Regions from separate parts of the Homo sapiens genome. Here region 2 is linked to region 1. The links are chromatin contacts, found by Hi-C in ENCODE. All regions are on one chromosome and are shown on one strand. Each heading gives the region's core, a stretch centred on a gene start or an enhancer-like site at or near the end of the contact. The rest is flanking DNA. Distances are from core to core; before and after follow the strand shown. Region 1 overlaps LINC03005 (long intergenic non-protein coding RNA 3005). Region 2 overlaps LOC105374976 (a long non-coding RNA gene).

What was found. A loop is a pair of places that touch in the nucleus more often than their neighbours do. Pooled maps may share reads with other maps.
Region 2: a loop to region 1 is called in a map of Right ventricle myocardium inferior, with 6 times the contacts of the local background. The contact joins two enhancer-like sites. A Hi-C loop is called at or near these places in 2 of 168 maps with a recorded cell type or tissue (IMR-90 and Right ventricle myocardium inferior) and 4 of 50 pooled maps.

Annotation. Positions count from the first base shown.
Region 1 is chr6:22,666,134-22,670,670 of GRCh38, forward strand. LINC03005 (long intergenic non-protein coding RNA 3005) reads right to left here. Exons shown (of 3, transcript NR_134614.1): 2 at 862-906. The region is part of intron 3 of LOC102724736 (a long non-coding RNA gene); the gene reads left to right. Among named protein-coding and RNA genes, the nearest start is that of LINC03005, 50 kb to the right of the region's middle. Within about 2 kb of position 2,343, at least 2 of the 41 ENCODE cell types and tissues checked have a DNase peak (open chromatin) inside an H3K27ac peak, as active enhancers do.
Region 2 is chr6:23,443,186-23,447,722 of GRCh38, forward strand. All of the region lies in intron 4 of LOC105374976 (a long non-coding RNA gene), which reads right to left. All of the region lies in intron 2 of LOC105374975 (a long non-coding RNA gene), which reads left to right. Among named protein-coding and RNA genes, the nearest start is that of NRSN1, 680 kb to the right of the region's middle. Within about 2 kb of position 2,329, at least 2 of the 41 ENCODE cell types and tissues checked have a DNase peak (open chromatin) inside an H3K27ac peak, as active enhancers do.

The DNA.
Region 1 (4,537 bases), core at 1,093-3,592:
CCCAAATGTATGCAGTGACATCGTCTCAACCTGGAACCCTTTAGAGAGGAGTCATGCTAATACTATTACCTCTATAATTTCCAGATGTGATGCAATAACTAAAATAGATCATCCTTTACCAAAGAAGAGAGGCAGAAAGACAGAATCAGGTAAATTAGAGCTGATAGGTCTTGGGACAATTGCACAAGCTCTTCAAACCTAAGTGATTAGAAAGTGTCCATGTTTTTCATTAGTCAAATACTTGCCACATGATCATAAACCTGACCTCTGGTTGATTGCCTGCATAAAGGATTCAGTGACCAAGATGGAAGTCGTTATATTTGTCTTAGGAAAATAAGAAGTGAGCTCACGCATTTTAATTTTAAATCTGCATTGAATAAAAAACTCTGAAAACACAGAGCAAGTTATAAATTCAGGAAGAAATGATTTCCAGGACTCTCTTTCTAAACAGAATGCATTAAAGTAGCTGGAAAATTGTCCATTGTAGAGCTAAACAAAGATGCTTCATTTCTCATCCCTTTCCATTAAGTGAGAAAATAGAGCACGCCAACCAAAGAAATCAAAAATAACTCTCCTCAGCAAGCTTAAGGAACATTTTCCACAGCTTAGGTCATTGGTCATTGGGATCAAATGAGAGGAAATTTTGAGCATTCCACCCAGAGCTCATGGTGGGGTCCACAGTGTGTGTGGATATAGACAGCATGCATTTGTGAGAAATCAGCCTCAGAATGTGCTTGTCAAAGCCAATTTAAAAATATTCTATCACACTGTTAGGAAACACCTCATTATGAGAAGGAACTCTGCTTTGGGGTGGTTGGTATAAACAAACACAACGTTTTAACTTTATAGATTAATGCATACCTGATATTTTGTATAATACTTTAAAGACCGGGTATCTTAGGAGATCTGAGAACATAGAAACCAAGAAACATATTAACTCCTGTAATGGAAATGCATAAAACATAAACTTAATAAGCACCAAGCTACAATGTATTTTTGTGCCTGGATTATCCAATTGAGATATTTACATATATTAAAGTTACTGTCAGTTCTCCATATCACTTTTGTGCTTATAAATCCGGTGAAAAAGGGGCCCAGGCATTAATATATTATTTATTCACTTATTTGCAAGATGTATCTAGCACATAGCCTTTAAATAGCTAACAGCATTGTGTCTGGGCACTCTGCACTTGCAATATTTAACATTAGGTCCTTGGTAACAAGCAAGTAAGTGGGGGATTGTTCCGACTTGTTCGAGTATTGTGGCCATGTGGAGGGATAAAACAATTTGGATTTATTGGAATGAATTCCAATTAGAAAATAAAAGAGTAAACCATGACATGGTTCAAACATTTCTAATTAATATTCTGATGAACGATAATTCTGTGTCCCTAAAGATACTAAATTCATGTTAATATTGGATATAACAGCCCATTGAGACACTATCCTTGGGTGGAATTGACACTGATCACATTTCAAGGTAGGTTTATGGTCAGGTAACAAAATGTTTATGCACTCATACACAGCAATAGCAGAAAAATTCTACTTTCTTTTTTTTTTTCTGATAAGAAGAAACCTCCCAGGACGTATCTGTGGCCCCTTGAGAGCTTCTGGTTGTTTTTCACGTCTGCCTGTATTCACTTCTTCCCTCCATTCCTTCTCTGAATGATCTGTAGGTAAATACCTCAAAATTATTCACAGCATTGTAGTCTCAGCACTGTATTGCTATAGGATGTCATGCTGGGTTGAAGGGTGAGATTTTAGAGGCACAGGGGAATGAAACAAGGTGGCCAATATCACATAGGCAGTTAGTGAGCAGAGGAACCCTCTGAGTTCCTTCCTTCTTGTGGTCATTAGGGAGTGAACATGGACTTGGTTTCAATTAAGGCTTGTGCTGACATCCAATGTCTATTGAAGGACTTTGTGCATATTGCACAATGCTCTTCCGGTTGGGATAGCTTCCTCTGTGTTAGGTGACCCAGTATCCTACTGGAGTCTTTCCTCCAAAATGGGTGGGAAGCAGAGGGTTTTTGTTTGTTTGTTTGTTTGTTTTTTTGTTTCAAGTATATAAGGGAAGAAATCCACTGTTCCTAAAGGAGAAGAGAATTCCTATTCCCAAGTATTTCTTGCAGAGAGAAACACATGTCCACTGGGCTGCTGAGCTCAGGTACTCTGTGAAAGGGAGCTGGGAGTTTGGGCCTTATCCTCAAAGAATAATCGAAAATACTTGCACTCTGCACTGGGTGATCTCACAGTCCTCTCTATCGGTATCTCTGTGGATATGGCTCTTCAGAATCTGCCAGCACCTTGGAAGGACTTCAAACCACATCTTTTCAGCAATGACCTGAGTTTACATGGTCTCTCTGTGACAGCAGCCAAGTGATCTGGCCCGGATTTTTGTTCCATGCCTGAACTCATTCTTTGCTGATAAAGTTAAACCTATTCTGATTGCCTATTTTTGCATCTTGTGCATTCCACAGGGAATTCCACAAGTTCAGGATAGCTCTCACTCAGTACTGCTCTATTTGAAAATGCTACATGGAATCCTGGTTACCACCACCAAGGCTTGTACATCTCTGCCTGTTTTCCTGAAAATTGATCTCCCAACTCATTTTGCCAGGTCATCTAGTTTTGTTCTGAGGTTAAATGTACTCAAAGTAAGAAGAGATATTTTCCCTCTGTATTTATTAGATGAAAGTATTGTGGCCGAAGACATGTCCTGGGGACACACTTTCCTGCTACCCCTTCCCCTTCCTGGTGCACGTCTGCTCTGAAGCACACAGCACACTGTAACACTGCAACATGTCAGAAGGAAGCTGTAATGAGGTGTGATAAGGCCTAGTTCCAATCCTGTATTTAACTCCCCGTTTGCATTTAGGTAAATCTTTAAAATCTCTTTAAACTGCAGGTTCCTCATATCAAGCTCAAGGAGATGTCCAGTGTACTGTGTGGGCAATATATGTAAGAGTGTTTAAAAACATTTTAAAAGGCAGATTAGTACAAGTATAGAGTAGTTTTTGACATAGAGTGGTATACGGCAGTTATAGAACAGTCATTGCTTTTCATTTTGTCTGTCTTTCCTCTCCTTCTTTTTATTTCTGCTGGCTCATCCCTTTTTTCAACTTGCTTGAATTAGTGACATCCAGCTATACATCAGGTATATGGCAAGTCCTGGGAATTGAAGATTAATAACACAGCTCTCTATTCTTCAATAGCTTATAACCCCATCATAGAGACCCACCAAACCAGTGATTACCCTGTGAACACCCTGACAAGGGCATCTAAATGAGCTGTTAGCATCAGACAAGTCTTCCTGGATGAGTTGATATTTCAAATGAGGTTTGAAGGAAAGGATGCAGGAGATAACAAGTTGAAGAAGAAATTGTTCCCATTAAAAGAAAATGGTGCATACAAACGCTCGTGGATAACACAGCATTAAGTATTTGGGAACCTAAATCAGCTGGCATTGCAGCAGCACAATGTATTGGAGAGACAGGGCCGGGAATGAGGCTAGAATGATGGTCAGGGCCCTCACCAGTGATATGAAAAATCTTAGTCTTTATCCAAGGCTTAAACAATGACTTGTTTAAGGAGAGATCAAATCTGTGTCTTGCATGTGTGCATGCCTGTGGGTTGTGGGGACCAATTGCCATATAATATTTTTCATTTTGAGATGATCCATTTGTACTCTCTATCCTCAAATATATAAATTAACTGGTTCGGTGATGTCCTTCAAGGTGATTGAAGTTTTAATCCATCATAAAATGAGAGTAATTTGAATTTCTTAAAATTGGTAGGTGTTTCAGTGGCCTGGCTTGAATTAGTGATTTGATTAAAATCCAAATGTGAGGAAATAGAACTTCACACTCCCAAACCACAAGCACAATAGCCATTCAATTGGACTCATTAGGGCAGTTGTAGTCATTATGTCATGGGACAAATAGGTGTGGTGACTAACTTAAATGACCATTCATGGCATTTATTTTAAAAGAACTGAATTTGAAAAACACTTGTAATGGCTCACTCAGTCATGAATAAAGACACATTAATTTTCACTTAACAAAATATTTAATTCCCTTAAATAATTTCAAAATAAAATGCAGCCATCATGATGAAAAATGGCCCTCCAAAAATAATGATGATTAGGATTAGATATTAATCATGATAGAGATTATGGACCATCACATTACTTTGCTCAATATATTGACTCTGCTCTGTCAATTTCTAGGCTTTCCATATTTTTTAGCTATTCTGATGGTAAAAATTAATTTATGGAAATTAATTTATATCTAAATGAAAGTAAACCAATTAACAATAGGAAGCTTTTAAGGGAAAGGTTTTTAATTATTGCCAGTGTTATTTTTAAAGGCTTGTGATTTCTATTAAATTTTTCCAACCCCTGTTTCTGTAATTTATTGGTGCTAAAGACAGTATTTTATTAATTCAGCAATGAAGATTCATTGTATGTTCTGTACTCACAAATTATTTGGTTTTCTTTCTCCTTTTCCTTCCCTTCCTCTTTTTCTACCTCTTTCTT
Region 2 (4,537 bases), core at 1,079-3,578, 780 kb after region 1:
CTCAGCCCAAGCACTCACCCCACAACTCAACCCCAGCTCTGAATCTGGAATCCCAGGTGGTGTCCTCCGTTGTCAATAGAGTTCTGTTCAGCATTCACAGGTCTCTCCATGCAGCCTTGCCCACCTCACCAACCTAATTTCAAATTGTTCAAGACCCATCTCCATGTTCCTGTGCTGGTGACCTTCCCCCAGCCCTGAGGAGACGGGTCTTCCTGCTCCCTTTCCTCATACCCAGTCTATTCTTTGAAGGTGACCTCCAGCTTCTCCCATCCCATGGAAAATTCTCTGACTGTAGTTCACCCTGATTCTGCCTTTTTTCTCTGGAAACAATTTACCACCCATGCTAGGAGTATAATATTGTTATATATACACAGGCAAGAGGGCATGGGACACTATCTAATTAACCAAGTAATTGGGATTAAAGTGTGAGAAAGTGAGTAAAGATGGAAAGCTAAGAGGAGAAGCCTGAGTGATTATTTGCTTGAGGCTTGTAAACCCACTATTGACTTACTTGGTGGCTAGCCTAGGCCAGAGAAAACTCAGTGTGCGTGTGGAGCTCCATATGGAATCAAGCAGCTAAGAAGCACTGAAAGTTTTCTCTGTGCCAAGAACTGAGGTAAGCATTTTATCTATATAGTATCATGTAAACCTCATGGCAACCCCATTAAATGCTATTGTTATACTATCTTTATACCAGTTAATCAGATGAGAACTCAAGTCTGAAATAATAGCTTAAGCAATGTCATATGTGTAGTAAGTGCTGGGGTCAGGACTAAAATCTTATTTTGCATGACTTCAGAATCTATGCTTTTGATTCTGGATCCTGTTTATGCACCTCTTTGGGCTGTATAAATGATGACAGCACTGCTTTCCATTCATAAATTTTTTTTTTTATAAATTCAATCATTGACAGATTTAATTGTCCTAAAAATACTTTCATGCAGAGGTGTCTAACCAATGTCCTGAGCTGCCTGTTTAGGGGCTACCCGATTCATACTGACTTTGGTGATAAGTTTGTGTCCGTTGCCCTCCACAGAAGGCCTTTTTGCCATCTTCTATTATCTCCAATTCCATTCTTATTAAATAGGGACATCTCTTCCTGCAGGTTTTGCTTTTACAGTATTTTGTGAATATGAAGGATTCTGTTATTTTCAATCATTTCTGATCTACTGATCCTGGATGTAAAGAAAGAGCCAAAGGAATTGATGTCAATAAAACTGAGGTCAATCTAGAAGTGTTCAGTGTTCATAGTACATGGTAATTGCCATAAAATCCTCAGTGCTCACAAGAATACTTTAAGAAATCTCCAAATTAAAATTGAAGAAAAGATAGAGACTAAGTTGGGAAATATTATAAAAGGCAAGATGAGAGAACTTGTGTGCTTTTGTTTTGTTTATGTTAATATTACATATAAACCTAGGTAGAAAATACAGCCCCTCTGAGCTAGGATGAAGGCATCAAGAACTTCCCCTTTCAGCAGCCCTCAAGGGAGGGACATGAAGTGGGGAGGATCTGCTTGGCAGGGGTAACAGTTTTATTACTGACACTGTTAGAATGGCTGGTGCATGGTCATAATAAAAACCAGACCTATTTTAGTGAGGTTTACTGTCATTTTAAAATTATCTACAGACAATGTACCTCCTTATTGCCTGTACTGGGGTGTCCCACTCCTCCCAACCTCCCCACCATATGCCACTGCCCATGTAATGCTAGAAGAGGTCAGGACCTCAATATCATGTCCCATGATTACTTGAGCAAGCCAGTCTACATCTTCTGTATAACACAGGAGAACCCAAGGGTGACACATAAACAATGGGCCCACTATGGGTGACAAAGATATGGAATTCTACAATATTTAACATATAAGTTTTAAAAACATTTAGAAATAATTTTCCATGAGAATTTCTACAGTAAACATTCTAAGATTTCAGTATTTTCTTCTGAGTCACACTAATTATTGAGTCTGCTTTACTCTGGACATTGGAATATATGGAAACATTATTGGCGAGGGGTAGAAGGCAAGGAGCAGTTGTCACCGGGAAAGGTTAATTGTGTATTTCTCTTAGTGGAATGATTTAGAGAGTTTAGGAAAAGAGCATGTGAATATAGCAACCTCCCTACCGTATACACTGTTTCTGATCAAAATTAATGAGTTGTGATCAAGTCAGATAAATGAATAGCTAACTAATTTTTTTTTAAAGTTCTTCACTGTTCCCTCCAAGTTGGAAAATGCATCTACTTAAGTACACCAACACAATCCAAGAAACTGTCAGCAGGGATTATCAGGGCAGCCTCTTAAGATTTGACCCATTGCCCAGGAGTCCACACATGACCTTGATCTCCCCGGTCAAACAATGTCTATAAATAATGCACTAAGCATTTTCACATGTGGGGTGAGCAACATTCTTCATATTTGCTCATGAATTCACATTGCTTCTTATGACGCTGCTTCAGTTTTCTGTGTAGTTATCTTTAAAAGGTTGATTACATGCTTTCCTTTAAAATGAGAGCATTGTGTCTGTGAATTTCAATATAAAGCCTAGGGCTGTGAACTGGAAGAGGAAAAAAAATAATAACATTCCAGTAACATCAAGTTAAATGTTTGATGAGTTTGTTTTGATAAAAACAGTTTATGTTTTTACTACTTTACATGTAAAATGAATGATTGCCAATCAGAATAGAGCCATTATTTTTGCATCTCGTTCTTAGATGGTTCTCAGTAGGGCATTCTGGAAGTCTGGATTAGCTGTCCAAGAATATTTTACAGAAGCTAAATTTGTCTCCTTCCAAATCATCTGCAAACCTCCAGGTTTACACAAAAACAATGAAAAGGGTTCTTCATTGTATTAGGAGCTTTTGAGTTGGTTTTGTTTTCCTTCCAGTTATTCTACTCCCTGTTAGTGGGCAATATACATAGGGCTGTGAGCTTTCATCTGACCATCTCCGTCTAGAAAATCCAGGTTAATGTTGCATAAAAGCATAGCCAATCTGCTGGAAGAAACATAGGATTTCAGAAAAGAATAAGCTAATGGCATGACTGAATTCTTTTCTTTTCTCAGAAATACACTTTTACCTTACCACTTAAGCTTAGACTTTTGGCTCTAACAAATTTTCTTTTGTAATGAAACTATATCTATCTGAAAAACAACCATAACAAACAAAGAAACAAAACAGAGACTGGCCCCCGTACCCGCTACACACAAAAAAACTCACAATGCCTGAATTTTCTATATCATTTAACACATTTTTTTCATTACCAGCTTTAATTGTATATCAGCTTTTCTGAATGAACCTTGTACAAAATGAAGGGATTTTATTTGCATGTTTTATTCCATATTGCTATGGACAAGAAAAGATTGTAATGGGGGAGGGAAGATGTAAAATGGACTCTTCAAACTGGGGTATTACTGCCATCTAGTGTGATGCACTGTAACCCAGAGGGGAAGGAAAAGATGATCTGAGACAATCCAATCTGAAATTGTAGGAGTTTGAGGGAGGGAAGAGAGCACTTCTCCGAAGAAATAGCCACCACCCTCCCGCATTCACCATGTAATGAATTCTTTCTCTACAAAAGCATTAGTATGTGGTCAAACAATACAAAGCAGTCTGTTTTGCCCAGCAAAATGGAGAAACCCTGGTCAATTCTAAAAGCAAGTTCTTTATGAGAAGGCACGTCCCAACTGTAAAGGTTGTTAAACGGCAGGAATGATTTATTCAAAGGAGGGATGGCCATATCCTTTGAAAACAGTCCAGATAGCCATATGTCTACTGCTTTCTGTAAGGACAGTCACGTTTGCACAGAGACAGGCAGACAGTCTTGATGGCATCTTTGTTCCCTTTCAAGCTTTCTGATTATATATAACAAAAATAATATTTGTTATTTATGCCCATAAGTGGTTCATAATATATGTGTTGCCCACAGAAATATTATATTACTGAAGCCCCACCATGTAGGATTGTAAAAATTAAACCTAATCACAAACATGGGGCAAGATACATGAAATTCTAGCCCAATACATGTATTTATTTTTGCTTCACATGGCACAAGATATATATATATATATATTACATATATATATATAAGGACGGAGCGATGAGGGGAGTAGTATCTTCTTTCTGTAACCCTCCATAGTCCTCCTCCCCTGCCAAAGTTTTGTTTGGTTCTGGCACAGATTCAGTGAGGTATTAGCTGGTACCTTTGTAGCTAATAGCCAGCACTGATTCTTCCATTCACCATAGGACAATTCTTCAATTCTTTATTTCACTAACTGTAACTCCCACTACCCCCACTAACATACACGCATTATCATTCCCATCCTGCGGGGGTTTGTGATTTTAGAAGCTAAGGACTTTGGTGCCCTGGTTATATTTGAAATCTGTGACTTTAAAAGCTCAAAAGGCAGAAACCTGCAGGGATAATGAGAGCTAATTTAAAGAATCATAAGTATAAAATCTAAGCTCAGAGGAATTTTAAGTCATTACCTATGTCAAAGTAACCTAGAACTGCAGGCTATTTTTGCTGGTTTCAAAAGTGACC